Linked DNA regions of Mus musculus: regions 2, 3, 4, 5, 6 and 7 are each linked to region 1. The links are chromatin loops, found by intact Hi-C in ENCODE. Cell type or tissue: left cerebral cortex. All regions are shown on one strand. Each heading gives the region's core, and the rest is flanking DNA. Links, peaks and the distances in the headings are about the cores only.

Region 1 (4,560 bases), core at 342-4,341:
CGGTAGAAAGTAAAACATCTCCCTGAAAACATGGCTTAAAAGGCCCAATTTCCTACACCAGCTTTCAAAAGCTCTCAACAAGAAAAAAAAAAAAAAATTTCTATTTACTTCAAATTTGAACTGACCAGGAAGGGGAAAAAAAGGGATGGGTGCTAAATGAAACATACAAGTACAAAAAGCAGATTCTCCCCCTTCCAATCCCTCTTTTAATTCCCCCAATCCGGCTCTGCCACACACAAGGACAGGGAGTCTCCCTAGGGAAAGCTGGTGGCAGGGCAAGTGAAGGCTCTCCATTCACTCAAATGGGCCACTATCCAAAGGGATGCCCTATGCGCGCTTTGTACAAACCAGGTCCTTACAAGTACTTATTATTATAAAATACACCTACGCTGAGGATCAAGAACCTTATTTTAAAGTAAGACTGTCCTCAGGTGGGGGAGGTGAAGCACAACAAAGCCTTCCATGTTGAAAGGCAGACAGTCCAGACATGCATATACCTCCACTCGTATGAAAAAAAAAATCCATATAACTAATTTATCAGGAACAGCAATCGATACCGACAGGAGTCATTAGATTATTAATAAACCCAGAAAAGTAGCATGCATAGCAGCCAAAGGTGGCTGTCTGCAGCGCTCTAACCCCTAGGAAGGGTAAAAAAAACAGCCTACCGAGGAGGTTCGCGTCCTTACCAAGGTCCTGCAGACCCTTTTACCCACGCAGACCAGCCCCAGCTTCCCCTTGCGGGTCCGATCACCGCAACAGCAAAAGCATTCCCAATGCTAGAGTCCCGCAGTAAACTGGTGACTGAAATGTGCAGAGACCAACCTGGGCAAAGACCGAGGCGCAGACCCAGGGGTCGCTAACTAGCTAAGACACAAAATTCTCCTGCAAGATGAAATAGAGAAGAAGCCCCCGCCACCTCCGCCCCCCCCACCCCCGCAATAGGAATGCCACCCTCCTTTCTTACTGACCCTTTCCGAGGACAGAGCAGATTTTCCCCCTTTTAAACTAAGTACATAAACATGAATCGGAAGCACCCGTGAACATCCTGGGGGGCCAGACTCAAGACCTGAAGAGAGCGTCCAGGCGGCTCTTCAACTCCCCGGGAGTCACCGTCCTGTCTGACAGGCATCTATCACACCATCCTCTCCGGGGGGCCGACGACAAACCTTCACCTTGCACGGGCAGTACCTCCCGGGGGCCCAAGCCAGGGATTAAATGGGTGACCCTCCCGGGTCGCAGGAAGAGGGAGTGCCGGGGCACCGCTGCCCTCAAGGTCACCACATGCCGGGGTAGGGGCGACCGGTGTTCAGATGGGCTGTGGCGGCAGCAGGGGCAGCCCCGCGAAGTCCGAGAGCCCTCGGGTGTAGACGAGAAGCCACCGGGACGGCGACTCCGAGCTGGACCCGGCGCCGAGGCGCGCGGAGAGGAAGCCTCCTCACCTTTACGGTCTCCTAGCAGGAGCGAACCCCGGCGGCGCCGCCAACTTCGCGGGGACCCGCCGCGCTCCACCCCGCGCCCAGCTGTCAGGACCCCCGCCGCGCCCTGCGCGCCCCACCCGGCCTCCCCCGCAGGTGGCCGCCCCCGCCGCGGGCAGCCACCGGCCGCCACTCACCTCGCCCGCAGCGGGAACCATTTTTTCCGAGGGGAAGAATCAAGGAAAGCTAGGCGGGTGGGTCCGGGGGATGGCGGCGAGGGGTCGCGGGACGTGCCCGCAGCCGGCTCGCTGGGTTCGGGGCGCCACGCGGAGGTGCGGCTGCACCTCGGGAAGGAGGCGGCGGCGGCGGAGCCCAGAGACTCGGCGTCCACCAGCCGGGGCTCCCTACTCACGCTGCACCGCGAGGAGGCGGCGGCGGAGGAGGAGGAGGCGGCGCCCGGCCGGCCCCCGCCCAGAGCCCGGCGGCCGCCGAGTGGCCGCTCGCGTCCCCGCAGGACCCGCCTCCTCCGCTCCGCAAAGCCGCGCTCAGGGCGCGCCGCGCTCGGCACAGCAGCTCAACCGGCCCCGCGCCGGCGTCCGCAGCAGCAGCAACAGCAGCAGCAACGGGCGGGGTGCAACCCGGGGCGGGGTCCGGGGACACCGGTCCGCAGACGCGGAGCTCAAGGGGCAACGGCCAGCTCCGGGGCAGGGGCCCGGTGTGCACCGGGTGACCCGCGAGACCGCCCGAGCAGGCAAGGGGGGAGGAGGGCGCTCACCCGTTCCGGTCCGACGCTCCCTTCTTCTCCACACCTCCACGCCTCCCGCTCCACGCTGGCAGCGCAGCTGCTCCCGCTGCCTCTGCCACCGCTGCGGATGCTCGCGCGGCCGCCGCTGCCGCCTTGGCTGGGCGCGGTCACGTGACGCGGCCCGCGGGGAGCCTGAGGGCGGGCGGGCGGGCGCGCGCGCGCGCACGAGCGGAGGTAGCGCCGCTCGGACCGGGACTGGCGCTTCCCGGAGAGGGCGTTTAAGGGGAGGATCCGGCGAGCGCGGCCCCGCCTGGCGAGCGCGCGCCCGGGGTGGGGTGAGGCGGCGGGGATCAGAACTTGCAGCGCGCGGTGTGGAAAGGGTGGCCTGTAGTGCGGGGCGGGCGACTCGCGCCTCCGCGCGCCCCTCCCTCTCTTCCTTCCCTGCGCGCCGGGCTCCCGGCTGCCCCCGCCCCCTCCTGCGCTGTCGCCCCCTCCCTTCCCCTCCTGCGGCGGCTTCCGATTGGCCGTCGGGGCTCTGACGTCTGTGTTTCCATGACGTGTCGGGGCCGGGGAGGGCCGCGGGAGGGGGCGGCGGGGGAGGAGGGGGCGGTGACTCCGTCCGTCACCGCCGGTGCCTGGGCGCGCGGCCCGGCGGCTCCTGCAACGTGAGGAAGCCGGAGAGCGACGAGTGCCGCCGCAGTGGGACGCCCTTCACTTGGGGTCCCGCTCGAGTCGCCCCCGGGTGGAGGCGATGCCGGGTCACGGGACGGGAGAGCGGCTCGGCGCCCACTCCCTAGCGGACCTGTCTCCTGTCCCGGACGGTGACGCACTCGCCCGACAGCCAAAGTGCCTTCCCTTTTGGGAAGAGAGCCCACTCGCCCTGTAGGCGCGCTGGCCCGGCCACCGACACCGGGGATCCCCGCTGCAGCGCCCAAACCGTGTCCTCTAGCCGGTGCAAGCAGGCCTCGCAAGGTCCGCTTGAAGTCCTCGTGTTTCTCTTTTGGGTTTGCTGCTGCGGCTGCTGCTTTTTTTTTTTTTTTTTTTTTTTTTTTTCCTACCTGTGGCGAGCTAGTGGGTCTTTAATTCATAATACTTAAATCCTGCCCTCATCTTTCCCGAGGAGAAAGGAACAAGAAAAAAAAAAAAAATCATGCAGAGTACCGTGCAGTATTTAGACGGTAAAAGGTAGCCGACTCTGGTCCAACCAGTTCAAAAGAAAACCGCTCATGATTACTTCTACTTTAAAAAAGGATATTCTTGACTGTATCCACACATTTAAAGATGTGTATCCTGTCCCATCTTTCTGTAATCTCTGCTTGAACTAAAGGTTCCCCCTTCCCCCGAACAATTTAGACCTTATCCGTGTTATTTTCAGCATCACTTAGCTTGAGAAAAAAACATCAAAAAAAGTGATCTGTAAGTGTTTTGTTTTGCTTTTTTCAACCCTGAATTGGAAGAATTGGTAGTTTCATAGTCTTCTCCAAAGCACACCGGTAAGACAAGTACTGCATTATGTATGTTCCCTGTCGGGTAGCATTTGTTTTAAAATAATATAAAGGCTTGAAAAGAAAATACTTGAGTTTAAAAGCAAATTTTCCATGATAAAACTGCTGAAAATAATTTTTCCATTTATATCTTCCACCAGGGTAGACATTACCAACCTCTGAGCTGTGCCCTTGACATGTAAAACTGGCACTGGGTATTTCTCTCTCTCTGTTTATCACAGAGAATTGGTTGATGTGATACAATAAATAGCCCTTCCTGCTACTATTTCAAATCTACAATTAGAAAAACAAATTAATTAAATTTCATTTAGGTAATTTCCAGTATTTTCTCACCCCGAAGTATCTTTTAGAATAACGCAGACACATTTATGAACTCTTGGCTACTTCCCCGCTTTTCTCCAAGGAAGTCCCCATAGAAAATTGAATTATGCATTCTATTTTAATCAAGAATTTGACATTAAAGTATTAAGTGAATCATTGCATGCTGCACCAGCAAAACCCATAATAGACTAAACTAGAATCTGTTCACTTTGTGGGTTTGCTGTAATTCTAACTCATAAGATGCATGTTGTAGAGTATATGCTCACGAAAAATCACCGAAACTCCTTACTATAGAGCATGATTGCAGTGAAATTTTTATTGGTATCCAAAGATGTACCCACAAGTGAAAACATGCATGTCCCAGAACATAGTTGTGTGCACTTCATGTGAGTTGCATATATGATAAACTCGCTCTCAGATAGCCAGGGTAATTGTACTGTATATTTGATTTGTGTGTTTTTATGCTTCAGATACAAAATTAAAGCTGAAACCAGTATAGAAGCAGCTGAGCTTTAGGAAGTTCAATTCCCCCCTCCTGCAGGGCTTCATCCTAAAACCTCCCCAAATGACA
Region 2 (4,560 bases), core at 337-4,336, 160 kb before region 1:
GAGAGAGAGACTGAACCCGGCTTGGGCTTCTGAAACCTCAAAGCCATCCTCCAGTGACACACTTCCTCCAACAGGTTCATATCTACAGCAACAAGGCCACACCTCCTAACCGTGCCACTCCCTGGTGACCAATCATTCAAATCTATGAGGCCTTTGGGAGCCATTCCTGTTCAAACAACCACATGAGATTGGCAGAGAGAGGAACAGTACTTGATTTCTGATTCTAGCTCTAAACAGGTGAAGCTGTCATTGACTCAGGTGAGGGAGCCTAGAAACTGAGGATTGGATACATTGGGCTTGAGATGTCTGTCCTCTTTGTGAAGAAAACAAAGCGTCAATTAGGTTGGAAGTAATGAGCCTAGAGTTCAGAATCAGTACGTGGATGCAAGTGCAAACTTCTCATCAAGAGTTACAGAGACTATTTTTATTTGACTTAGAAGAAGCTTGATAAAGTAGAACAAAGAAGAGAGTATGAAGACAGGGGGAGAATCAAAGACTAAGATCTAGAGTACTTTAAGAACAGCACCCAACTGAGCATGGTGGCACCTGCTTTTAATTCCAGCCCCCTGGGGGCAGGTGAATCTCTGAGTTTACGACCAGCCTGGTCTACAGAGTTAGTGCCAGTTCAGCCAGGGCTACACAGAAGTCTTGAAAAAACATAACAAAACAAAACCAACCAACCACCACCAACAACAAGAAGAGCACCCAGTACTTCACAACGAAAGGTCAGCCAGTCCTGTGCTAGGGTATTCCAGACTGGCCACAAGAGCAGTTGGTTTAGCAGCATTCTCTGCTGTAATAATTTTCTCCTAGGAACATAAGTCCAAGGACATTTTTTCCAGGTTCCATGCCAGGGCACAATTATGAGTAATTGTACAGTACCTGTCCCTTCCTAATTATTGCAAATTGTTGAGTGAATTGTTTTCAAGGTTCTGGGGGCTGGCCAAATCTCTTATCGTTTGAGTTCTTATTAGAGGTTCCCAGGGCCTGAAATATACTTACTTTTCTCTCCTTTCTGGATGCTCAAGGACTACTGGGAGCTAGATGCTGCAAGGTAGCGTCTATTTGTGTTGGCACTGGAGCCCACAATCTACACACACAGAACATGCCCCTTCTCTCTCACCAACACCATCGGGATCAACTCGTTTTGTTATTTAGCAGTTACCTCTCTGCCTTCTAGGATCCTTCACTGTGGGTCTATTTTGAGTAGCCCACTGCCTCTTTTAGGGGACATGGTGTAATGTAGGCTGGTCTCAAAGTCACAATCCTCTTCTCTTGCCTTCCCAAGGGCTGGAATTAAATGGACGAGCCACCGTGCCGGATTCAATGTATTTTAGTAATGCCTCTACTTACAGCCCACCATGTCATCCTAAACGACGTCCCTCTCCTCCTTATCTATTTACTGTCTTCTGTATGTTCCTCACTGCTTCCTGTCACTGCATTATGTCTTTCTGTCTGGTTGGTTACTCTTTGACTCCTCTTTGAAATGAATTGAGGCAGGGAGTTCTCTTGTTCTTTCTCTATCCCTGGTACATAGATCCAGAAAAAAAAAATGCCTTCATCAGAACACACAGCTTAATACATGCTGGCTATGAATGAGTTAACTTTCTCAGGTCTGGGAAAGACACCACTTAATTTAGTAATTGAAATGGATGAGCTTGGAGCTCAGTGTGAAGAAAAACAAAGACCAGTTGACCTGCAACCCACAACATGCCTGTACTCTGGTGGGCAGTTAGACTGACTGGGGCTCATCTCCCAAAGTTCAAACTTCTGTGCTGTGCCAGGTTCCGGACCGGAGTGACTTTGTACATGGGGTAAGCATCACCTTCTTGCTAGGTGATTCTACTGTGCTTTCAGGAAGGGTAGGTTCCAGGCAAACAACCACAACAACAAAACAAACAAAAAGGATTTCAAAGTAAGTATAATTTCTCATGTAGGATTAATATTGTCTCCTCTTAAAAACCATACCCAGCGATCCTCTCCTCACTGCGTAACCCTGAAGGAGTGGGAAAACAGTGTTTCTCACCTTGCTGGAAATAGGTCAGGTTTCCTTTAAAAAGACGTGGAAAGGAAAGGGCTTGCGAAACCGAGATTCTCAAAAGAGTCTCTATGTGAGGCCTTGTATTATTGTTATTTTAATCAAACTTTGACTTTGAAAATGTCCCCAAACACATCCCTCTCTCCAGCCCTCCCCACTCCCACTGCCAAATTAATACATTTAGACGGAAGCCAGCCAGCTAACACAGTAGCACATTGTGTGGAGGTCGGGCTCTCTTGGTGACCTAAGCCCGTGAGCGCAGAGAAGCAAGAACCCACACGAGGGGTTTGTGAAGCCCAAAGGCAAGGATGTCAAGGATGGCTGAAGACAAATAAGCAACCAAACCCCACAAAAACAAGCAAGCAAGAAGCCTGCAGAGTGGCCTATCTTGGTCCTCTTAGTACTTGAAAGGATTCTATTTCTGTCTCAAGCGTAGGCTTCGGCAAACTCAAGTCTTGCTCTTTGTGGTAGGCTGTGCGCAGAGTAAATGGAAAAGGGAAATTCCTCCAAGCCCGTCTTGGAGATGGGACAAAGTCCCTCAGCGAGTGAACTGTGCTTCTCCCGTTCCCGAGTCTGTGTTAGCTTGCCCAGTCAAACTCTCTTTAGTCTTTGCCTGATTCCACAACTTATTTGAATTTTTGACTTTCGCTTCCGATTTCCTCTGCCACAGATGGTACTGGGTAAAACAGAAGCCTGTAACAGTAATGCTCAAAAGACTTTCTCTTTTTCTTTGGCTCCAAAATGTTCCGTGTGACTACATGATAGTCCCACCTCATCCACCCACGAGTATGTATATTTCTTCTTCTCTTCCGAGAATTAATAAGTCTAAAGTCCCATTTAGGGAGGAAATCTAGGCTAAGAAACTGCATCCCCCCTCCTCCTTTTTCATTTTTTTAAAATTTTTTTTCCCTCTTGATGGGATTTCTTTTTCATGGTAGGGGTTCTAACTCTAGTATAGTGGATACACATCGTTTCTCCCACTGAGAAGAGACCTAGAACCAGGCAGAAATGTGTGGAACACTTGAGGACTCCGGAAAGTTAGTACCAAGTGGGGTGTGGTGGCACATTCCTATAATCCCCTAACTCTGAAGGCTGAATCAGGAACATGGCCAGTTTGAGTCTAATCTGGGTTACATAGTGAGTTCTGGGCCAGTCTGGGACAGATAGCAAGATTCTGCCCAAATAAATAAATAAGTAAGTAAATAAATGTTTAAAAAGGAAGGGAAAAAAGGAATAAGTAAATAATAACAGGAAGGTTGAAAAGAAAACCAAAATGACCACTTAACACCTCCTCTCTTTGGCATTTCTTGGAATGAACTGAAGGTTTCATGAAGCCAGAAGCGGACTCTTAGGCATAAGCAGGGATCAGGCGCTCTGGCTCAAAACGATGGGAAAGCCAACTCCAGGTACCAGAGTGGCCAGCGGAAACCATTGCGTTTATCTTTCCTTCCCTTTAATCTACTTTGGTTTCCCAAGAAGCTCTACCTCTGCGGCTGCTCTAGGAGCCTAAGCTCCGAAAGAGGCCATCCTCTGCAGGTTACAGTTAGCTGTGGCACCAAGGGGCTACTTCTTTTCTTGCTCTGTGTTCTCTCAGCACTTGGCATGAGGTGCGGAGAGAATTGCAGGAAACAGGAAATGCAAAATAACACACGCCTAGCAAACCACAGCTTCTCAACCAAGTGTACCAAGAGAGGACCACTGGGAAGGCAGGCATCGCCAATCAAATCAGAAACTGGGAGCTTGGATCGCGGTGGCTCCTGAAAACTACTCATGAACTTGTGATCTCGCCCTTGAAGTGATGTTAAATCACGTGGACATTGATTGCTGAGCAACAGGACTATATGACCTGGATGCTAGACAGCCAAGATCGTTGCCTGCACATTGGCTAAAGATAGAACTGAATAGGACTCGGTAGGTTTTGAAACTTAGGTTGACCTTGGAATCATATTCATGGTTGGTTGGAACGTGTAAATTCAACGCCAACTGCCTGTTAAAACAAAGCTATCAATATTCTTCATAGGGCTTACATAAGGTCTAAAATTTCATAACATAAAATCGAAAACATCAAGTCAGACTGGCAAAATGGCTCAGTGGGAAAAGATGCTTACAGTGAAAGCCTGGGGCCCGAGTTTGATTCCAGGATCCAATGGTGGAAGGAAAGAACTGACTTCTGAAAATTGTCCCGTGATCTTCACACATGGATGCTCACATTCACACATAATGCACACCACATACACACATTAATGATGATGATGGTGGTGGTGATGATGATAATGATGATGATGATAAATAATAATAAACAACTTTTTAAAAGATTGAAAATATCCAGAATATAATCCTAAAGAATGCAGCATGTGAAGACTAGGGTGATGGCGAGCCACAGAGGAAAGCCAACTTGGATTATAACACAGCGGCACTCCTGGCTCCTTCAAGTGGAGTCAGGATAGGCTGTGGGTCTTTCTGTGTGCAAGGCAAGTGCTTTACTGACTAAGCTATCTCCCAGCCCAACAGAATCATTTCAA
Region 3 (4,560 bases), core at 181-4,180, 1.1 Mb after region 1:
GGTACAAAGAAAGGATGCACTGTGTTCTCCATATTCATATTTACCAGTCATAACATATAGAAGTGTCTATCTATCTACCATCTATTATAAGTCTCTTACTGCTCTAGCTAGATGAAGAAAAGGGGGCAAAAAGAATTTTTATTGAAAAGAAGTTTAATTGGCCTTATTTACACACAATGTGATTCATAGGAGCAAGTCCTGCGCTAAAAATTCTAAAGGAAAAAATACAACTCCTATAGTTAATTAAAAGGAGAATTAATAACATTACAGGTAGTCAACACAAAAACACAAATCATCTCCTTATACCAATACTTCTTGTAGCGCTGCAGTAAAAACTCTCTGAGTGCAAGATGGTAGTAGAATAAGGGAACCCATGCCTGACACTATCAATGATACTCACTATACTTGTAGATAGGACCCTAGCATAACTGTCATCACCCAGCAACTGAACAAAATGATACAGAGACCCACACCTAGACATTAAATGGAACTTGGGAAATCCTGTGGTAGAGGAGGAAGAAGGACTGAAGGAGCTAGAGGGGTCAAGGACACTACAAGAAAACCTTCAGAATTAATTAATCTTGTCCCATAGGGGATCATAGAGACTGAACAGCCAGAGAGCATGCATGGGACTGACATAGGCCCTCTGCACATATGCAACAATTATACAGCTGGGTCTTTAGAAGTCTTAAAAGGAGAACAGGGACTGATTCTTGACTCAATTGCCTACCTTTGGATCCCATTCCCCTAACTGAGCTGCCTTGCTAACCTCAATAGATGTGTTTAGCCTTACTGAAACTTGATATGCCAAAGCTGGTTGATATCCATGGGAGGCTTCTCCTTCCCTGAGGAGGAGAGAGGAGGGGTGGATTAGGAGAGAAGGGGAGGTTATAGGGATGGAATGGGAGGAGAGGAGGGAGGGAAAGCTGACATCCAGATGTAAGTAAATAACTTAATCAATAAAAACAAAACAAAACAAAAGCTATTCATAGATGAAAGAACTGTTATAAGCCCTGAAGAAGCCAACAGCAGCTGGTTTAGCATAAGAGAAAAGAGAATCATTGGAAAAAACAGCAAAGGATCTGTCTAGGTTGGTTGTATCACCAATGCCAAGCTGCAGAGACAACTTTCAGGTTGAAGGAACAAGACTGAATAAAACATGGGCTTTAGAAGTGGAAGCCATGTCAGGACTAAAATGGAAAAAAACAGTACCTCCCAGAGCCCCATGATCCATATTTGCAGGATAAGGCCTGTAAAGGGAGCCTCTGAATTAGTATCAATAAGATGGCTCAGGAACTGTTTATACCTCTCCTTTTCTAACCAGAGCAGGGAGAAAGGCTTCATTCACTAGAAAATGGGGCAGGGAAGCAAACAAAGGACTTAGTACTGGAATTCAGGCAACTGCTTAGTACAGTAGAAATTAACATCTCACCAATCTCTGTAAAACTACTGCCCAGGCCAAATCTGAAGGACATAGGCTCTGGATCCAACTTCTTAGACTCATGAGCCCCCATTTGGACAGACTTGTATTTTGACCAGCACCACTTGAGTCGAATAGGGTCTCCAGATATAACTACAGACAATAGCATGATGGGTGTGGTTCATACTGGGGGTTATGGGTTCTGATGATCCACTGTGAACTTGTGTTGTAGTATGAGCAGTTAAGGGACTCCCTGGTTTATCTTTCCCACATTTCCAACAGCCACAAAGGAGAGATGCATCGGTGCTTAGGAAAAGAGAAAGCTGATAGATGCAAGCATTCACTAAGGATCTCAGAGCCAGACTCACAACCAGAAAGCCTAGTATCTAAAGAATCTTGCAGCCCTGACCACAGAATGGAGACAGTACATAAGGCTGGACCCATCCTAGCCTGAGGTAAAGTTTTGGGGAGACAAAACATCCTCTTAATGCACACTCTTTCTCAGTCTTGTACAGCACACCAACTGTAGGTTCATGACAAACTTGGGCTGGAAGCACCCTCTAGTGCTGAAATGGCTACATTAACAACAGGCTCAGAGAAAAGCATCCAAAAATAAAAAGACAGATTATCAATCGGTGAACAGATAGCTAGTCGTTCAGTACACATCTGCCTTATGTCAATGATCATTAAGAAATGTCAAGGAATTGTGATGCCTACTAAGGGAAAGCGCAAAGCACCAGACTTGATTATCATATAGTTTAGTTGTCAACATGAAATACCTAGGAAGAAGGAATGACAATTAAAAAAATTGTTTCCATTAGCTTGGCCTGTGGAAATGTCCATAGTTCACTTTCTTAATTTTTAATTGACATAGGAGGTCCCAGCCCATTGTGGATAATCCTGTCCAGAGGACATGGTCCTGGGTTTTATAAAGATGGTGGCATAGTAAGTCAAATGGAGCAATCCAGAAAGCAGTATTCTTTCAAGGTCTCTGTTCATTTCAGATGGGTAGAGTCTCTTAGAGAACAGTTATGCTAGGTTCCTGTCTGCAAGTGTACCAGTGTCATTAAAGGTGTCAGGGACTAGTACTTGCCCATGGGATGTATTTAAGTAGGGCCAATTATTGGTTGGATATTTTTTCAGTCTCTACTCCATCTTTGCTCCTGCATTGCTATTAGACAGGACACATGTTGGGTTGAAAGTTTTGTGGGTGGATTGGTGTCCTTATCCCTCCACTGGGAGTCATGCATGTCTACAGGAGGTGGCCTCTTCAGATCTCAGTTTCATTTCATGATTTTCTGCCTCAGCCACAATGAATGGTTTACACTATGCAAGCTAAAATAAGCCTTTTCCTGCCCACATTACTATTGGTCATGGTGTTAATCACAGTAACAAAGATGTAAAGTGGGATATTGACCATGAAATAATCCAGGATGATGAACACACAGAATCTTTAACTGAAAGATTCAAGATGAAATATATACTATGCATAATTTGAAACATGATGGGATGTTTAATTGATATTGACATAATTGATCCAACAGAAAAGCCAGTAAGCTTGAAGGCATGGCTATTTAGTACCACAAAGGCTGACTGCAAAAACAAAAAACAAAAACAAAAACAATCAATTAAATAAGACAACTTAAAAATTATTAAAAGTGAAAATATTTGGATACATTGAAGTCAAGATGGACTTGACAATGTCAACAGGAGAGAGAGAGCTTAGTCAAGATAATAGAGAATAAATTGTCAAATATTGAAAAAGTAGAAGGTCACTACTCAGATTCTTTCCAATCAAGGCTACTAGAGCCATATGACCAGACACTTAGAAATACAAACAAAAGAAGGGATATTCATGGGATTTCAAATTATCTAGAGAAAAGAGATGATTAACATGAGTTGATTACAGATCACTTGAGAACCGAATTCTAAGTAGAGAGGTCAGAAGAGAGAATGGAAGATGAGATATTCTCCATATTGAAAGAAGTGAGATCAGCAACAAACAACGGGGCTCCAGCAAAGACAGTCCTTAAAATGTAAAAAGATAATGTCACTCTTAAATACATGAGAGATACGACTAACTCCAAAGCTATGAACTATTAACATTAATATTCAGTATGCATCAATTAATATTATTTATTAAGTATATATCATAACTAATATATTATTTATTACTTAAATTAATGATATGTTTATTGCATCAGCTGCATATTATATATCATATATTATATATATTATATATTTTTATGTTTATGTGTATCTGTTACAGGGTTTTACTTCGCAGTTATCATGAGACTAAAGAAAGTTTTCTACTGATTATAACAAGCGATCTTGAAGTGATAGCAACATAACACACGATTAGAGAAAACTCACCTCATTGTTTATTTGAGGTTTATTTTCAAACATGGTTTCTTGTAACACAGGCTAACTGCAAGCACATCATATAGCCAAATATCTCTCAGAAGTCCTGATCCTACTACCCTTATTTCCTGAATTCTTGGGTAACAGGCATGTGTCATCTTGCCTGTTCATTGGAAATTACTGTCATTGATATATCTCCCAAATCCATACTACAAAGACTCAATATAAAAACAACTATTAAGAACCCAGATGCCCCTCCACAGAGGAATGGATACAGAAAATGTGGTACATCTACACAATGGAGTACTACTCAGCTATTAAAAAGAATGAATTTATGAAATTCCTAGGCAAATGGATGGACCTGGAGGGCATCATCCTGAGTGAGGTAACACATTCACAAAGGAACTCACACAATATGTACTCACTGATAAGTGGATATTAGCCCCAATCCTAGGATACCCAAGATATAAGATACAATTTGCTAAACACATGAAACTCAAGAAGAATGAAGACTGAATTTTGGACACTATGCCCCTCCTTAGAATTGGGAACAAAACACCCATGGAAGGAGTTACAAAGACAAAGTTTGGAGCTGAGATGAAAGGATGGACCATGTAGAGACTGTCATATCCAGGGATCCACCCTATAATCAGCATCCAAACGCTGACACCATTGCATATACTAGCAAGATTTTATCGAAAGGACCCAGATGTAGCTGTCTCTTGTGAGACTATGCCGGGGCCTAGCAAACACAGAAGTGGATGCTCACAGTCAGCTAA
Region 4 (4,560 bases), core at 150-4,149, 430 kb after region 1:
ATTAAATAGGGTCTTCCTCCTCCTCCTCCTCCTCCTCCTCCTCCTCCTCCTCTTCTTCTTCTCCTTCTCCTTCTCCTTCTCCTTCTCCTTCTCCTCCTCCTCCTCCTCCTCCTCCTCCTCCTCCTCCTCCTCCTCCTCCTCCTCCTCCTCCTCCTCCTCCTTCTTCTTCTTCTTCTTCTTCTTCTTCTTCTTCTTCTTCTTCTTCTTCTTCTTCTTCTTCTATTAGATAATTTATTTACATTTCAAATGTTATCCCCTTTCCTGGTTTCCCCTCCGAAAATCCCCTCCCTATTCCCCTCCCCCTGCTCACCAACCCACCCAATATAGTGAGCTGTAACCCCGAAAAAAGGACAGTAGGAAACAACAAGGGTGCCGCAGGTAGGGAAAAGCTCTGCTGGTCCTGTGCTTAGATGAGCAAGAGTTGCTGAGTGAATCAGACAATGATGGAAATTTCCAGGGAAGGACTAACCTTGTAGATGCTTGTTGGCGTCTCTCACAGCTTTGATATTTTTCTTTGTTTCTATCTCATTTGGCGCTGGAGAGGGGCTTGAACCAATGTATGGTAGGAGTGTGGGGATGAATACATAAAGACAAGAGAGAAGGAGATCATTTTGTGAACCCCTTTAACCAATGGAAATGAATTTAAAGCGAATGCTATGGAGGAGGACCCATGCACTAGATGACGAAAACCGCCTTTGTCTGATTTATGCTGATTTTTTTGGTAAGGTCTTAGAGATGGTTTAAAAATGGCTCAGCAGAATTGCAAGGCCTCCTTTAGTTGTCCCACCCAGAGTAGGGCTGGAGAACTTGAGCTTTATAAAGATATCCGCTTACTAGGGGGTAGGTCTTAGGCAAGTTTAACTACTTTTAAGCCTCGATCCCCTCATCTGAAAAACAGGGTATAATAATAGTATTTCTTTCCTGGGGTGAGATTCAAATCTATTAAATATGGACAACCAGGCTGGCGCAAACAAGCACCATGATGTTGCCTATTTTACCTGCGATTTACATATAATCCTCTGCCAAAGTGAGTTGTATGTGGTACCATGTGTTTGTGCAGGGTTGACTAGCTTAACATTCTCCCTCATCTAAGTGATGACTTAGAATCCATTTCCATTATCAGAGCAAGAAAGTATGTCCAGTGAGACCCTATTCTGGACACACAATGGATAAGACACAATATGCAGTAAATTCATTATTAAAATATGTCTTAAATATCAGAAGAGTATTTAGGAAATCTATGGAGGCAGCTGCCTGGCTTGTCCAGAGGCCATTTCTGCATCGCATGCCAAGTGTACAATGACAGACGTCATGACAGGAGTTTGACACAGGAGTTTGACTCAGGATTTGACTCAGCTGGTTTATATACCCCCTTTGCCTTCACAGATCTTTCTCCCTCAACATTTAACTGTTATTTTTTAAGAGGAAAATCTGAGCCAGTAACCAGGACACCGGAGGAGAGTCAAGGTTGGGCAAACGCGCTCTGTTATTAGCCACCAGCAAAAATGGTATTTTTAAACAAAAGCAATTTTTTAAGTTTCGATTAAGGGACTCAAAAGGATTTTCTAAAATGAATCCTGCTCTGAAGCAGTTCTTCTTCTCCTGCGACTTCACGTCGTTTGGACAAGCCGGTGCTTCGAAATGGTTCTTTTCCTGCTGACGTCACCGCATGGCTGCTTCTTCCTAGCAAGACTTAACTGAGGGTGCCCAGCCCAGGAGCTGCTTACCCTGAAGTGGCAGTGATTTTTTTTTTTCAAAAACAATAAAGCTATCTACACTCAGTCTCTCTTGATTATACTGCAGGAACAACCTGTGTAGGGAAACAATATCCTGGATCCTGCTGAAGGCTCACACAGATGGAACATCAGTGGGAGGAGCTGCCAGCGACTTCCCTGCCAACTTGTTAGTGCTGGAGACATTATCCTCTTGTTTTGCCAGTTTAATAGAGGATCAGTCGTAAAAATTCTCTGTGGGCTCAGCAACATAATTATTATCTATGGTCTCTGCATTAACTGTGAGGAAACATCGTGGTCTGAGTCTGCCTCATTTTAAATGCCGAGCTGTGCCCACATTTATCCCACAACCAACCTGAAAAATGCAACATCCCCTGAGCACAGCTATGCCTGTCATCATGGCGGATGCTAAGTATGTGCTTGCCTATGTCCTGCCGTTTAACAGTCAGTGCGCTCCTGCGGTGCTTGCCTCCTTTCCCCTGACCTTTTCCGACATCAGTGCCCTTGCGATTGAAAATTATTAAGCAGGGAAAAAAAAAATCTGTGTCACATTTAGTTCTGGTACTCAGTCCAGAAGAGCCAAGCCCCTGCAAATTTGGAAAACAAACTCCTTAACAGATGGGCCGCATAAAGTTTACAACATGTGCGGTGTGGGAGGTAGTATGACTCTAGGCGAGAAACAGAAGACTAGAAATTTGGGAGCGCAGAGTTTTTGAATTTGCTCTTGTTTCCTTTGGTTCTAGCAGATCACATAAGCTTATGCCCTTCAGTTCTCTCACATTACCTGATACCTTAACCTTATAAGCAAGTGAGTAATAAGAAATCAGGAAACGTTGTTTTTCTTAATAGGAAGCAGGAGCACATTGCTTCTTGTTATTGCCAGGACTGTGCACAACTGGTATCAATCTGCTAATAAAAACGGGGCTGCAGGATTTAGAAAAATCCCGTGTTGCAATTTTAAATTTGAAAAAACAGTTCTCTTTCACAGAGAACAGGTGTCTTTGGTCTATAAACGGCAAATATTAAGGCACCACAGAAAAGAAGTTGACCTGTCTTGAAAGAAAAGAATCATTGAAAAATTGTTGGTTGATGACTTCCAAATAGGCATGGCAGCATGTCTTGCAAGTGATCTCTGGAAGCTAAAGGTGTTAGAAATCATTTGAACTAAAGTGGTGTGATATGAACTTGATTATTGTGTGACAGGCAAGGGTGCTGAAACATGGATGGTCTTTGGTATTATTCCGGGTTATTTATTTAAGGACACAAATGTCTCAGCCACACCACAGGCCTACTGATTGGAAACAATGACAAGCAAACCTAGGGACTCTGTGCTTTGCAAAGTCCTTAAGCTGATACCAATGGCTAATCACAGTTGGTCTCTGTCATAATTTCTAAAACTATGTGAAGCAACAACAACAATTTGGTCATATAGATTATGACTGAAATTCCAAAGCCAAAGACAGAAATACAGGTGTTATCTTTTAAGAAGACATGAGAGGATGGGAGACAGAAAGTGTAAGGTCGGGAAGAGGGGTCCATGGTTCAGTCACAAGAAGGCCGGACAGGAAGCAATTGAGAGGAAAAGGCCTTCTGAAGGTGAGCAGGAGAGAAATTCAGAAGTGAAGGTTTGCAGATAGCGGCAAGGACAGTGTGGGTGCTTCCCTGCTGAACTGGTCTCAAAATTTGCTTTTAGTTTGACACTGCCTCCATTCAGTCAGAGAACATGTGATAGTTTGAATGAGATTATCCTCCATTGGGACATTTATTTGAAAGCTTGGTTCCTAATGGGGAGAACTGCTTGGAAAGGATTGGAAGGTGTGGCGTTGTTGAAGGAGGTGTGTCACTGGGGTGTTCTTTGAGGTTACAAAGCCCATGGTATTCCTAGGTAGTTCTCTGGCTCTTTCTCTGATTCATGTTTATGGATCAGATGAAAGTTCTCCTCTGCTGCTTCATTGCCAGGCCTGAGCTGTCTGGTGCCACGTTCCCCACCCCATCATGGACTCACCCTCTGAAACTGTAAGCACCAATAAATTCTGTCTTCTATAAGTTGGCTTGGTCACAGTGACTAACTAAGACAGTGTATTTTGAAAATTGAGCTGTATCCATGATGCTGGCCTCTCTGCAGCACCCAGGGAAGCACTTGAAGGATGCAGGATCAAACACATCCAGCACTGTCTCTGTAAATTGGTTTCTGCATACCTCTTATGAAACACGTTCTCCGACTGGACTGATTGCTAACTTTTTAAAAGTATAGTAACCTTATGTTGCTCTTGGAAGCACCAACTTCATACCCATGCAGTCTTCATACACGTTTCTCACTCCCATAAAATTCTGCCCTCCAACTATCTGCATTCAATTTGTGTTTTTAACTTAGGCCAGCAGTTCTCCACCTGTGGGTTGTGACCCCTAAGGGAAGTCAAATAACCCTACAGAGGTCACATATGAGATATCCTGCATATCAGATATTTACATTACAATTTATAACAGTAGCAAAATTACAGTGATCAATTAGCAATGAAGATATTTTTATAGTTGGGGAACATCACAGCATGGGGAACTGTATGAAAGGGTCACAGGATCAGGAGGCTGAGAACCACTGACGGACTTTCTGGCCATTCCTTAGGATTTCTCTGATTTTCTTTCAAGATCTTGCTTTGTAGTTCATACGGGCCTGGGATTAATTATGTAGGCTTCAATTTACATTGCATTGGCTCAGCTTTCTTAAGTATTACCATTACAGGGACTCACCATCCCTGTTTGGTAAGGACAATATAGTCTAAAGTAGACCTCTTTATTATAGTTACACTGCATTTCTTGTCACTATTAA
Region 5 (4,560 bases), core at 163-4,162, 420 kb after region 1:
AGAGATATTTTGTAGCGTTTTATAGGAAGGAGGTCGGCATATTACTTGAGAAAAGATTCATGTCACATTTTGTTTAAAGATTTGTTTCACTATTTCAGAGTCACACTTCAGTAGGCCGGAGTATAATAGCTTTTTCTTGGCCCTTGAAATGATTCCTTCCCTTGTGCTTCTTGGAGAATTGAAATGAGTTGTTCACAGACACCTGTGAGCATTAAGGAAAAATGACCCAGTTCTTGAATAGTGCCAATATTTCCTTCTTAGTCATTCTTATCAGGGTAAGTGGAAGCCATTTCTCTGCAAGAAACTCTACTGAACATTCTTTCTGTCAGGTCACACACTCAAGCCTGATCAGCCTCTGGTTTCACTGAGGCATCTTTATACGGAAGTGTCTCCTTCTTTCTCTCCCACCGGCACTACTACTGTGATAGTTGATCTGTTTTTATTCCATAGAAGTCCGTGTTCCTTTTCACCCCTTACTAGGATCTGTGTGGTTCATCTGGACCCTTACTTTAAGATTTACCATAGGAAGACTGGAGAGGCAGCTCAGCAGTTAAGCACACTTATTGCTCTTGCAGAAGGCCTGGGTTTGGGTCTCAGCTCACGACAACTAGTAACTCCAGCTCTAGGGGATCTGGTGTCCTTTTCTGGCCTCACTGGCACCAAGCACACATGTGGTGCACATATGCACATGGAGGCACTGATGCATGGGCATAAAATAAAAATATTAAATCCTTAAAAAACCCTTTACACTGAAGATACCCAGTCTAGTGCTGAAAAATAGATATAAGTACGACGGTAACAATGACTAATAAAAACTGAGACCACGAATTTGAAAGAAAGCAAGGGAGAGTATGTGGGAGGGTTTGGAGGAAGAAAAGGAGGGAAGAAATCATGTAATTATATCATAATCTAGAGGTAAATATGCAATCTTGGGGCTGAAGGATATGGGTCATTCTGTAAAATGTCTTTTGTGCAAGCCCGAGGCCTGACTTTGGGTGGATGATACTCAAGTAAAAGAAGGTACACAGCTCCTATGTACATAACACAAGTACACACACACACACAATCACACACACACACACACTATACACACACACACTATATACACACACACACACACACATACTAAGAATAAATAGGTAGCTTAAGGTCATTTGAACACAGAGTAGCTAACCTAAGACTGGTTGCTACATATGCCAGATATGGTTGTAATTTTTTACACATATTAACCCACTTAAACTACAATATTTTCCAGAAAAATGTGTTACGAATACCTCCATTTACAAGTGGAGAAACCAAGGAAGAACAGGGTTTCATAATATGTTAAAAGTTTCCTAGGTAGTATATTGTAAACCAGGTCAGGTCCATATATATATGTATATAATATATTATATGTATATTTGTAAAATTTGCAAGACTTGAAAGGCATGTTTTCAAGAAACACTGATTAATACAGTCTACTCCATAGACAATATGTTGTGCTAGTCTTTGGAATTTCATTAATCTGAAAATTTCTATATAAAGACCATTAAAATTTGTAGTTTCTTTTCATGGAAAGAAAAAAAAAAGAGACAAATCTACAAAACCATTTTCTCTCTAATTGAGCTCAAATCAGCAGCCATACATCCTAAAAGTGTTAAGTTATGTTATTTTTGAGAAATGATGTGACATGCCCTAGATTTCAAATGCAGATGCTGCAGACAACCGAGTAAATTTCTGAATCAAAATCGCTATATAGGACATTAACAGGCAGGAACTGGGGTGGAGAGGCAGTACCCAGCTCTGTGGTTGGGATCCTGTCTGGAATACTGCCACCTAGCGATGCTAGTCCGTCATCTGCCCCCTCTTCGGAAGAATGCTCCTCACTGTGGCTTCTTCCCCCCTTCGCAGATATCCTAGTAACGGATTGTTCCTGCAGGGTTTTAAGGCCACCCACCCATGCTTTATAAACATAATTTACAAAGGAGGACAGACCGGTAGGATTGTGAAAGAGAGGGAGATGAACAGCAGAGGATTTATCAAGAACTCGTAAGCGCCCAACAGTCATGTAGATTGAAGAGAGGAGAAAAGCATGGAAATTAAGAATAACGGAAATAGGGTGAATAAAAAAATATTCGAAGAGAAGACGAGATGAGGAGGGATTTCTTCTTGTTGTTGTCTTGTTGTAAAATGAGAAATAGAAGTTAAAAAGTGGAATTATGAAGTTAGTAAACAAACAAACAAACAAACAAAAAAACCATAGGGACAAATACCAGTACGTATAAAGAATGACAGAAGAAAGCAGCCGAATAAACTTAGCTATTAATGAGAAGACTTGAAGGTCTCTTTTTAAAAAACAATAAAAGCAAAGTGTCACATTGGTTTCTCTTAAGTATAGTTGAACATTTCCAGTATCCTAGAGGAAGAAGTCATTTCTCTTGCTGTCTCCCCTGTGTAATGCTAATGGCCTTGTTGGATCTTGCCACTTGCTTCATTAAAATACTGGACACCTTTTGTGCTCTTGAGTTGCTGTAGAATCCACACACAGAACCCAGGGAGCATAGGGCAGCCCATCCCGAGAATTTATTTAGGGAGTTCTGGTTTTCTAGCATTCTTTGTAATGCTACTAAGCAGCTAGCCATATTTTGGGAATATACATTGAGGAAGATTATCAACTTTTAGTTATTTTTGTAATTCAAATCAGGGTCACTAATATATAAAAATGACAGCAATAGTGGTTGTGATAATATATTTCTCTGTTCATGTTTTAGAAAACACGTAACTCCACATTATCTTCTGTTCTCTGAACAGCCACATTGTTCAGTCATGGCTAGGGGAACCAGTCTCTTTTCTAGCCACGACATTTGAGCTTCGAGTATAGAGGACCTCTCCAAAGTTCTTACTTACTAAATGCCTTTTTATAGGATCACAAAACTGGGAAATAATGTTTTATTTTCCCGTAAAATTCAATAATGCTTGAAAATGACATGCATGACGCTGGGAAAGAGGCATTGTTACCTCCTACATGGCTGGGAATGTCTCTGGAGGAGGCCTGCTTGCTGCCCTCTAAGTTATTTCATGCATTAGAAGTTTTCTCTTTGGACCGTAGGAGCTGAGAAGGAACACATTCTTCTATGGTAAGATTCGGTTTATTACCCTTTCCAGTGTTATATCTGTGTGTACTTATAATTAAAGTACATCGGTCATATAACTATTTGAATGTCTTGTCTGACAAAATAAAAACCTGGCAGGGATAGAGGATAGGCCAGATATTGAAAGAAGCTTCATTGATAAGTTCTTTGAAATGGCACATTGAAAAGAGTCCATTCTTTCAACTATTGAATCAAAACGTGATTTGTTATCAACGTGGTGTCAAGTCGTATATGCTAAGTGTTGAGGACAGAAGCTGGACACCACCCTGTTCTTATAAAAGGTCTAGCTTCGACGTGAATGCAGGAATATCCATCCACTTAGCTTTTATGCCACAAAGGCTACTTACAACCACCCACGGATGACTCCAGGTCAGAATTACCTTTGTTCTAGTTCAGATGAAAGTAGCCCTATGGCAGATCCTCCAGTAGGGGACATCTCCCTAACCTCTACAATTGAAAACTAGGACACTTACCTTTGGTTTTCAAAGGAGTACTGTTTGACTTCTATCAACTTGCTTTTAGTGTGAACCAGAAAAAAAATGACCTAGTTGACTGGTTTAACCAAAAATAGATTGAAACAGTCATGTAAATTTATAGGAAAAATTTTGGTCAGTTCAACTTGCTTTTCCCAGACTCTGTCTCTCAGAGCAGCAACCGTCAGTCACATGTCCCAACTTTGTAGATGAGAAAACTGCTGTATAGAAGGGAAAACAGAAGCGATGAAAAGATAAATTAGAATTTTTCGGTAATCCAGGCAAGAAGGTTAATGACTCATTTCAGTTGGCGGCTGTGAACATTGAGAGAGAAGATAGAAGCTAGCAATAACCAATGTAAAATTTGCAGTGATTGGGAATGATTGTTAGAAAATTAGTGAGGGAGGGAGGAAGGAAGGAGAGAGAGAGAGAGAGAGAGAGAGAGAGAGAGAGAGAGAGAGAGAGAGAGAGAGAGAGAATGTGAGTAGTCTAAAATTGTTTCATCTCCAAGAACATTGTCCATACAAAGAAGAATCATTTGAGGAGGCAGTAGGAATGTCAGCCCTCATAACCCAACAAGATTAAACTGATTTTCAAAAGTGAGCATGATGTTCTATTGGAATCTAAACTGAGATTGGGATAGTAGAGCCAAGGACCCTATAAGGACTAGATGGATTTTTGGGAGAAAAAGAGCAAGCCAGTTCACCAATATAAGGAAAGCAGGGGGTGGGGATGGAGGGATGAGGGATGAGGGATGAGGGATGAGGGATGAGGGATGAGGGAGGAGAGAGGAGGGAGGAGGGAGGAGGGAGGAAGGAGGAGGAAAGCCTTCAGTGCAGTAGGAATGCTGTTTCTGTCAGAAGAGCATTACAGTGGAGAGGGAGCCGTTTGAAGGTGATCTCTTGGTAGTTGGAGGTTTTCCTCTAGTAAACTGGAACAGAAATCAGGAAATGAAC
Region 6 (4,560 bases), core at 359-4,358, 300 kb after region 1:
GGTCCCTTCTTTGTTCCCTCTCCACAGTTCCTCATCCCATTCCTCCTGCCCCTTGCCTACAAAAGGGTACTCCCCCCAGGCCTCCTCCTTCCCTGGGGCCTTAAGTCTCTTGAAGATTAAACACAATTTATCCCACTAAGGCCTGTCCAGGCAGCCCTTTGCTATATTTGTGCCAGGGTCCTTGGACTGGTTCATGTATACTCCTGGTTGGTGGCTCAGTCTCTGAAAGTTCCCTGGGATCTGGGTAAGTTGAGACTGCTGGCCTTCCTATGAAGTTGTTCTCCCCTTCAGTTTCTTCGATCCTTCCCCTAATTTAACCATAGGGGTCCGGGACTTCAGTTCAATGGTTGGGTTTAAGTATCTGCTTCTGTCTCAGTCAGCTGCTGGTAAGAACTCTCAGAGTACAGCCATGCCTGGCTCTGGTGTCATAGCATCAGTAATAGTGTCAGACCTTAGTGCCCTCTCATAAGATGGATCCCAAGTTGGGGCAGTCACTGAACCACCTTTCCTTCAGTCTATTCTCCATTTTTGTCCTTGCAGTTCCTTTAGAAGTCAAAGTATCACTATTTGCAGATGATATGATAGTATATATAAGTGATCCCTCAAATTCCACCGAAGAACTCCTATAGCTGATAAACAACTTCAGCAAAGTGGCAGGATATAAAATTAACTCAAACTGTAGCCTTCCTTTGCACAAATGATAAATAGGCTGAAAAAGAAATTAGAGAAATAACACCCTTCACAATAGCCACAAATAGTAAAAAATATCTTGGTATAACTCTTTCCAAGCAAGTGAAAGATTTGTATGACAAGAACTTCAAATCCCTGAAAAAAGAAATTGAAGAAGACCTCAGAAGATGGAAAGATCGCCCATGATCATGGACTGGTAGGATTAACAGAGTAAAAATGGCTATCTCGCCAAAAGCAATCTACAAATTCAATGCAACACCATCAAAATTCCAACAAATTCTTCATAGACATGAAAAAAAGCAATATTCAACTTCATATGGAAAAACAAAAACAACAAACAAACAAAAAACAGGATAGCCAAAATAAGTCTCAACAATAAAAGACCTTTTGGGGGAAATTAGCATCCCTGACCTCAAGCTGTACTACAGAGCAATAGTGATAAAAACCACGTGGTATTGCTATAGAATCAGACAGGTACATCAGTGGAATAGAATAGAAGACCCAGAAGTAAACACACACACCCATGGATAATTGGTTTTTGACAAAGAAGCCAAAAGCTTACAGTGGAAATAGAAAGCATCTTCAATAAATGGTGCTGGTCTAACTGGCGATCTGTATGTAGGAGAACGAAAATATATCCGTAGTTATGACCCTGCACAAAACTCAAGTCCAAGTTGAATAAGGACCTCAACATAAATCCAGACACACTGAATCTAACAGAAGAGAAAGTGAGAAGGAGACGCAAACTCATTGGCACAGGAGGAAATTTCCTGAACGGAGCTCCAGTGTCTTAGGCTTTTAGATCAACAATCGATCAATGAAACCTCATGAAACTGAGAGGCTTCTGTAAGGCAAAAGACACCATCAACAGGACAAATTAGCAACCTACAGTTTGGGGAAAAAACTTCACTCACCCTACAGCCAACAGAGGGCTAATATCCAATCAAAAATAAATAAATAACTCAAGAAGTTAACCTCCAAAAAACCAAACAACCCAATCAAAAAAAAAAATGGGGTATAGAACTAAACAGAGAATTCTCTACAGAAGAATCTCTAATGGCCGAGAAGCACTTAAAGAAATATTCAAAGTCCTTAGTGATCAGGGAAATGAAAATCATAATAACCCTGAGATTCTACCTTACATCAATCAGAACGGCTAAGATAAAAAACTCAGGTGACAGCACATGTCGGCAAGGATGTGGAGAAAGGAACACATTGCTGGTGGGACTGCAAACTGGTACAACCATTCTGGAACTCAATCTGGCGGTCCCTCAGAAAAAAGGAAATAGTGAGGAGTATTTTTTTTTAAATAATCTCTAGTGGGCTAGTACATCTACCTACCATTTATTCAGGAAGTTGTTACCATTCAACATCTTCACTTCAATGTCTTTTAAAACATATTTTTGTTTCCTTCCTTCCCTGGGACAAAAAACGTAGGGAAAGGGGATAGTGCTGAAATCAAATTAGTGTTTTGATATTCACCCAATATTCCTTATGTTGCTGAAGAGACTGAGGTCACCTTAGGATTCCTAGCCTCATTAATACAAAAATACTTAAAAAAAATTGACTCAGAAGCAAGGTTGGGAACGATTTTTTTTTTTTTTTTTTTTTGAGTTTGTAGAAAACTAACAGACCAGGCAAGCTGGAAATGTCCACAGTTGTGGAGCCGAGTGGGTGGAGAAAAGGAAGGAACTCCCGCTCTTTGAGTTTGGGTCCAAGAGAGCTAGTGTGCTCAGCATGGAGGCCTGGAAACAGCTGCATGGTGGAAAGGGAAGGGAAACTCAGAGAGAGAGAGGGTGGGAAAGCTCAGCGTGCCAGGGAAAGATGCTTGGGCAACTGGCCAGTGTGTGAAAGGGAAGCATAAGAAGAAGTGGAAGAAACAGTTACACTTTCTTTGTGCGCTAGAGCTCTCTTATAGGACGCCAGAGAAGCCAATGTTCTAACCTTTGGAGAGCAGATCGGAATGTCGCGTCTCCACTCAAGGCCAGAGATTTCGCATTCTTTTGACCAGGAGGATGTAGCTTTCCATCGCTGGGCCTCAAGAAAGTCTTGGAATTGGCGTCTTTTCCCATTTTAAATCTACGGAGAATCAACGGTTGCTCCCTGTACCCTGGATTATTTGCTGCCAGACCCTACCTGACCTTGGGGGTTGGAGGTGAGCTGGCACAAAGTCAACAACACAGACTCCGGGAGGAGATGAGAAACGCTATAGCTGCTGCTAGCTCCTTTAGTACCCTCCACCTGTGCCCCATAAGTCCCAAGAAAGCATCTCTTTTAAACAGCAGTTCTCGATTATCTGGCATTGTCTGCGCCAGCAATCCTTGGTCTCTCAGGCAGTCCTCAATTAGGTCCTCCTACAAGAGACGCCTTTGCAGCTGCTCAACCCCTCCCGACCCCGCAGCGTTTAAGTAGAGGTAGCCTCCACTGTTCCTCTTAAAAACTGTGCTCTTTTCCTTCCTAGTATTACCACCGAAATGGGATGTGCTGTCAAAAGCCAGTCATGAGGGAAAGGTATTCAAGGCTATTAGTCTCTCTCTAGAACTATAAGAGAAGAAAGAGTATTTAGAGAGAAGCTTATTTGATGAAGGGTGATAGCTATATGTATCTGGGGTATAATGATAAGATTTAGACAATAGTTATGGAAACTTGCTAAGGGGCAGTACTAGATTCTCTTCTAAGATTGTGACCTCACTAGCCCAGGGTGGTTGGTTAGGTTTCCAATATTCTAGTACAGGTGTGATTTCCCACCTGTTGAATGGTCCTTAAGTCTACTTAGACAGCCACAATCATGTGAGTGTCACCATTGTACCTTTACAAATATCTGTATATCTGTAATGAACATGCCGGTCATTATTTCTGTTCATAGGTTTCATAGCTGGGTAAGATTATTAATTACTTCCCTCAACAACTTGCACAGTGCTTTTTTTTTTTTAACTCTGTGAGCCAGACTGTAGGGTTGAGACTTTCCGGTTTGATCCCCCATGAATCATCTGAGTCTTGTGTGCTGTCTCTAGCAGTAGGGGCTCAATGGAGACTATTACAGTAATCTACAACTGGACACAGTGCAAAGAGCAATGGATTGTGGGGATCCCAGCCCCACTGGATACATAAGCAGCACAAGCCTTGCATCTTTGGTTTGGGGAACATGGTAGAAGAACAGTCAGAAAGATGGTCAGATCTAGAATGCCAGGAATTCTGATGGCCAGCTGCTTAATGAAATGGCTGCACACATAAGACCTAAACAAGGATAATATCGATAGACACACTACAGTGGGAGTTAGGAATTTCATGGCATCTCATTCTTAGACAAAGAATTCCAGGCAACCAATGACTGCTGAGAGGGGGAATTAACCTCTCCCGGGGATGAGCCCCTGACTAAGGTTATCCAATGCAAAGTGGTCAACCCCCAACCATATACAGAAGCAACAAAAATGGACTCAGCCGGTTACAGTTACATACTCACACTCATACACACATACACATATATGCATGGAACAATGATCAAAGAGAGGCTATCGATTTGAGAATCATAGGAAGGACAGGAAAGGCGTTGAAGGAGGGAAAGGAAATGGGAAGCTGGAGGGAAGAAAGGGAAGGGGGAAGTGATGCAATTTTATTTTAATGAAAAATATTCAAAAACTAAATGAAGTATTCTCTGTTCTTCAAATACACCAGACATTCTTTTCCTGATGAAAATAGTGAGTACTTGGTCCAAAGCATATTTTATACATGGGACTGTATGGTAGGCTATTTGACTGTTGTTTGAAATGGGAGAGTCTCTTGAAAGTAAAAAGCTCTACAGTTAGTGCTTAAAGATGAGACTCTTGGAACGCTGGTCCATTGAGTCCACTGTGCACAGGACAGAAGAGT
Region 7 (4,560 bases), core at 389-4,388, 100 kb before region 1:
TGAAAGTTCTGAGCAGCTGAAAGGCTTCCCGCCAAACTGCACAATTATTATCTGGAGGGATAATCAAGAGTAAGTTTATTTAAATGACAACTAAAATAAAGTAAAATCTCGACCCCAAGTTTTAAATATATATAGGAAGTTATGTTTAATAAAAATAAAAATCTCATGACCAAAGGAATACCTGTATGTTCTCGCTATGTATGTCATGCAGCTACATTCCTGGCTATGCTTTGAATCCTTCATGCCTTTCATGAACGGCTTTGTGGGAAGCACACGTTATGGAGACGTGGATAGAGAGAATGCCTCCTTGCTTTCTCTCCTACGTGGAACTCACTCCTACTTTACATTTAAATGTTAAGCCAACTATGAACGCTCTGCAATGAAAGAAACGCAACCTGGCAACACTGTGAAATGTGGGCTAGCTCTGCCAAGTCTGTCCAACAGTGAGCCTGAAGTCCAACGACATACGTACATAAAATTCACGCTGGGACTCCTTGACTTTTAGTGTCCTATAATAGCATACCTGGCAATAATAGGTATTAAGCAACCAAATATTCACCTTTGTCTGAGTCTGACCATTCTTTCTGATACAAGTAGCTATGAAATAATTGAAATGAAAAAACAAAGTAATTTGGTATGAAAGTGGTTATCATTTTTTCTTTAAAAAGAATTATAAGTCTAACTCTTTGCATTTACTTGTTCATTTCATTTCATTTCATTTCTTTTCGTCTTTTAATGTCGAGAATATTTGTGTGCTTTTCCAGGGTGAGCTGCCACCGACTGGCCAGGAGTCTAGCATTCAGTTTCCTCATAGGTGATGTGACCATCAGGTCTGGATTTTCAAAAAAGCATGAAACTAAAAACCATCCTTTTGTACATCAAGAAACAGGGAATGAGAAAATGCTCAGTGTCTCTAGATTGTTTTTTTTTAAAGTAAAAAACTTTTGTGTTTTGGTAGAATTAAGGTGTAACAGAAAGGCATTAAGATACTGGGGGAAAACCAATAATCATGTGATTGGCTGATTTGGTCTCATTAACAATAATTCTTTATAGTTAAAAGAAAGCTAATTGCTTAGGCAGAGGTGGAACTAACTTCTGAGAAAGCTAGAGACAAGCTGCAATGGCTTTCAGAATATACTTTAGGCAACGTGAAGTTAGGGAGTCGTCAGAAGTCACCATACAGAAGCATCTCTCCCCACTGGAGCACCATGTGAACAACGGACCAGTTTACTATGTCTCACAGAATAACCCACCTAAACTCCCTTCCCATCTACTGACCTGCACCACAAAGGTGCCCAGGACAATGGTGCAGAAGATGGCGTTATTGAAGATTCCTTCAAACACATTTCTTTCCCCGTGAATTTTCCGGGCGTTTATTTCATTGAAGAGCTGCATCAGCACAAAGGTATTGAACACGATGGTGTAATGTTCTGACGGGGGAGCGTGCAGAGGCGCATTCCTCCCGCTGTCGATATCAAAAAACTTTTCTCCTGAAACGAGATGCCACCATTTTGTAATTATCACTGAAATCACCCGACATGCAACTTAACAGAGTGCATAATCGCAAAGCCTGGCCAATCTGTGATGTGCAATGACCACACAGAAAGAGCTGGAAGGGAACCTGGGGTTATTTGGTGCAGCCCTGACACGATGGAGACATGTCAGGACCACAGATCTAAGTGCACTGAATCCCAGATAAAAGCTAAGCCTCTTCACTTCCCCTACCGTTCCCCCAAGTAAGTGAAACTTGAAGACACACCGTGGAGTCAGGAACAGACCTTATGTTTCTGAAATTCTGTCACACTACAGCACATTGAACAGCATCAATGTGCAACAGACTCAGTTTAACTGGAACGTGATTACAGTGAACTCTTACCAGCAAATAAGAGTGTAAAGACCACTACGAGCTGATAGAATGCATGGCCCAAGATGTTCTTCATCATCGTGCGTGAGATGAGAGGCTTATTTCTACCATAAGGCTTCCGAAGCAGGAGTGACTCGGTGGGTGGTTCCGTAGCCAGAGCCAGGGAAGCCAGCGTGTCCATGATGAGGTTTACCCAGAGCATCTGCACCGCCTTAAGTGGCGAGTCCTAGAAAAGACAGGCTTCCTAATAGACATTCACAACGGCTCAGGGGGAGGGCAGCAACTTTCGGAAAGCCTTTAGTAGGAAAGACTTCTACAAAGACTTAAGGAACAGAACAGATTACGGTTCATGTTAATTAGCCTATAATATAAAGCTTCATCTTACTTCAATACTTAAGGACTTTAAAAAGGTAGAGCATATAATTTTTTGCTTTAAAATAAATATTAACAGTCACCTACTTGAGTAATACAAGCGCCCGTGAAAGCAACAATCACTGCTACTACATTAACAGTAAGCTGGAACTGAAGGAATTTTGAGATGCTGTCATAGACATTTCGTCCCCACATAACTGCTTTGACAATGCTTGTAAAGTTGTCATCTGTGAGAATAATATCAGACGCTTCTTTAGCCACATCAGTTCCAGCAATGCCCTGTTAAAAAAGCCTGTGAATTAGACTATGGGCTTAAAATATCACTTTACATATGCAAATGTGCACCATTACACTTAACAAAAAGAATTACATTTATGCTAAAAGAAGGTAATACTGTCAATGCTAAGATGCGCCTGGGAAGGACTCTCAGGCTTAGCTGACTTCCTATGTAAGGAATGAAGCATGCAGTGCAAATCAAGGGATGTCTCCTCCAAGGCCATGCAGAAAGTATGCTTAAAAACACCAATGGTTTTAGAAAGGCTGGCCGTGGTGAAGGTGGCAGGGGACATGTTGGAAGGACTGGGAGGTAGGAGGGATGAGAAGGAGGAGGTGGAGATGATCACTACACATGTACAAGTGTGTGTACTCTCAAGTTTAAAACAGTATTGAAAAATGAGAAGAGATTAGAAGCGAGAAAGGTGAGGGACGGGAGAGCTTGCACGGAAACCGTAAGGATGAAGCAGATGATGACTGATACTAACTCAGGAGACCAGAGCAATCTAAAGCTTAAGCAGTCAGGAGGGAAGCGGAGACGGCCTTTCCCCCATTACAGAATTCCTAGCTGGCTCTCAGGCCCTGAAGTTTCAGGGAACACTTAGAGACAGGGGAGAGGCGCTCTTGAAGACCTGAGGAAGCACTGGGGAGCCTCAGGCTAGTGAGACTGTCAACAGCAGGATGGTAGGTTTAGAGACTGTGGGTTAATCAAAACAAGTTAACTGTAACTATAAACATCATAGATAATGTTCACATACGGATGCTAACACAGTACATATGATTTGGTATAGTTGAAACCAGGCAGAAGCAGCAAGCTCCAGGAGTCTCTGGCAGTGTGCACTTTCTGTCCTACACAGAATGGTGTGCACTTGAGTTCGGCTGTGCATTTATGACTTAGATGCTTCTCTGTTAGGTGTCCTCCAGGTTTAATAAAATGAAAACACGAGGCAACCAGATCCTCAGAGCTCCTTCTCAAATGCATCCAGTCAGGTAACCTGTCACTCCTACTCCAGGTCCCAGAAGGTCGGGAGGTGGGGAGGGAGGTCTGTAAGATGAATTTGGTAAGAGCACTGACTGGTCTCTGAGTCATTGCAAAGAGAGTCTGGGAATGAGGGTTAGCCAAGTATGTTACAAATTAGGAAAAAAGTTAATTATATAAGAAAAACATAAGTTGCAGGAAATTAAAAAAAAAAAAAAAAAGAAGTTCTCCAGAAAAGTAAAAATACTTGTAGGAGACCATGTGGCTCAGGGTGGAATGGAGCTGACAGTCATAATATAGACACAGTATAGAAATGCTGGTCTAACCAAAATGACGACACAACCCCACTGGCAGACCAGGAACACACGCATGAGCGTGCAAAGGCCCCTGATATCTGTGTAAGAGCCGAGGCCTCTTCCTTAGGAAAAGCTAGTCGTCAATGCTCCCTATGCTGACAAAGCAGTGGGGTCTTTACAGTTTATATAGATGGGGGAAAAACCCAACAGCTAACATGGTCAAATCTTCTTTTGGGAATCAAAAAATAAATGGCGCATGGTAGGCACATCTGATGAGCCCCGTTAGAACTGCTGCGTGCAGTGTACGGATCGGCACTGAAAGGCTGAGATAGCACTTTAACTCAAAATCAGCAATTACAAGCCATGGTCTTCTCTCTCAGCCTCTACGGAATCACCTCAGTTTTATGACATAGGTTACGAATGCAAACCTTCATAGCTCTGTTCAAATCCTTATAAATTTAAGAAATAGTTATAAAAGGTAGGTTAGCTGGAATGGGAACCTGGAGTTCCTTAGTGTGACTGACTACCTGCGCACGTGTCTCTGATCTGATCTGTGTTGTCTCAGAAGTCAAGTTTTAGCAGAAAATGGTTTCAAGTCCCAGCCACCCAGACTGACTCCTTCGCTTTACTTTTGAAATAAGTTTAAGTTTAATTTTTTGAATCTAATTTAATATTAAATCATGCAAAACCCTAAAAACAAAACCCACTACCAACACAGCTTCTGTACTGTATTTTTGGGGGGGGGGGTCTGGATTGGTGAGTTTTGCTAACATTTA

What was found. Peaks named below come from ENCODE experiments on the same cell type or tissue, not always from the same donor. Only the 100,000 strongest peaks of a DNase experiment are listed, where the experiment ranks them.
Region 2: it touches region 1 in a loop (3-fold over the local background); 15 of 42 quality-filtered maps call a loop at or near these places.
Region 3: it touches region 1 in a loop (3-fold over the local background); 3 of 42 quality-filtered maps call a loop at or near these places.
Region 4: it touches region 1 in a loop (10-fold over the local background); 15 of 42 quality-filtered maps call a loop at or near these places.
Region 5: a loop joins it to region 1, with 6 times the contacts of the local background. A loop is called at or near these places in 15 of 42 quality-filtered maps.
Region 6: it touches region 1 in a loop (2.2-fold over the local background); 4 of 42 quality-filtered maps call a loop at or near these places.
Region 7: a loop joins it to region 1, with 2.6 times the contacts of the local background. A loop is called at or near these places in 3 of 42 quality-filtered maps.

The regions. Positions count from the first base shown.
Region 1 is chr10:98,912,427-98,916,986 of GRCm38, reverse strand. Atp2b1 (ATPase, Ca++ transporting, plasma membrane 1) reads right to left here and starts at 1,835. Exons shown (of 21, transcript NM_026482.2): 1 at 1,616-1,835. In left cerebral cortex, for the core only: CTCF peaks have their summits at 1,879 and 3,123; DNase peaks (open chromatin) are centred at 1,973, 2,544 and 2,952; H3K4me3 peaks cover 3,208 bases; H3K27ac peaks cover 3,843 bases.
Region 2 is chr10:99,074,354-99,078,913 of GRCm38, reverse strand. No RefSeq gene overlaps it. Among named protein-coding and RNA genes, the nearest start is that of Poc1b, 30 kb to the left of the region's middle. In left cerebral cortex, for the core only: no CTCF peak of the experiment used is centred there; a DNase peak (open chromatin) is centred at 2,573; H3K27ac peaks cover 1,288 bases.
Region 3 is chr10:97,840,187-97,844,746 of GRCm38, reverse strand. All of the region lies in intron 2 of Gm10754 (predicted gene 10754), which reads left to right. Among named protein-coding and RNA genes, the nearest start is that of Gm25658, 98 kb to the right of the region's middle. In left cerebral cortex, for the core only: a CTCF peak has its summit at 1,983; a DNase peak (open chromatin) is centred at 1,965.
Region 4 is chr10:98,483,734-98,488,293 of GRCm38, reverse strand. No RefSeq gene overlaps it. Among named protein-coding and RNA genes, the nearest start is that of Gm34297, 51 kb to the left of the region's middle. In left cerebral cortex, for the core only: no CTCF peak of the experiment used is centred there; DNase peaks (open chromatin) are centred at 1,917 and 2,346; H3K4me3 peaks cover 392 bases; H3K27ac peaks cover 2,216 bases.
Region 5 is chr10:98,491,811-98,496,370 of GRCm38, reverse strand. No RefSeq gene overlaps it. Among named protein-coding and RNA genes, the nearest start is that of Gm34297, 43 kb to the left of the region's middle. In left cerebral cortex, for the core only: a CTCF peak has its summit at 1,809; DNase peaks (open chromatin) are centred at 1,799 and 3,868.
Region 6 is chr10:98,617,291-98,621,850 of GRCm38, reverse strand. No RefSeq gene overlaps it. Among named protein-coding and RNA genes, the nearest start is that of Gm34297, 82 kb to the right of the region's middle. In left cerebral cortex, for the core only: no CTCF peak of the experiment used is centred there; a DNase peak (open chromatin) is centred at 2,479.
Region 7 is chr10:99,012,414-99,016,973 of GRCm38, reverse strand. Atp2b1 (ATPase, Ca++ transporting, plasma membrane 1) reads right to left here. Exons shown (of 21, transcript NM_026482.2): 16 at 2,324-2,515; 17 at 1,877-2,090; 18 at 1,279-1,490; 19 at 1-51. Among named protein-coding and RNA genes, the nearest start is that of Poc1b, 92 kb to the left of the region's middle. In left cerebral cortex, for the core only: no CTCF peak of the experiment used is centred there; DNase peaks (open chromatin) are centred at 2,026 and 3,470; H3K27ac peaks cover 1,024 bases.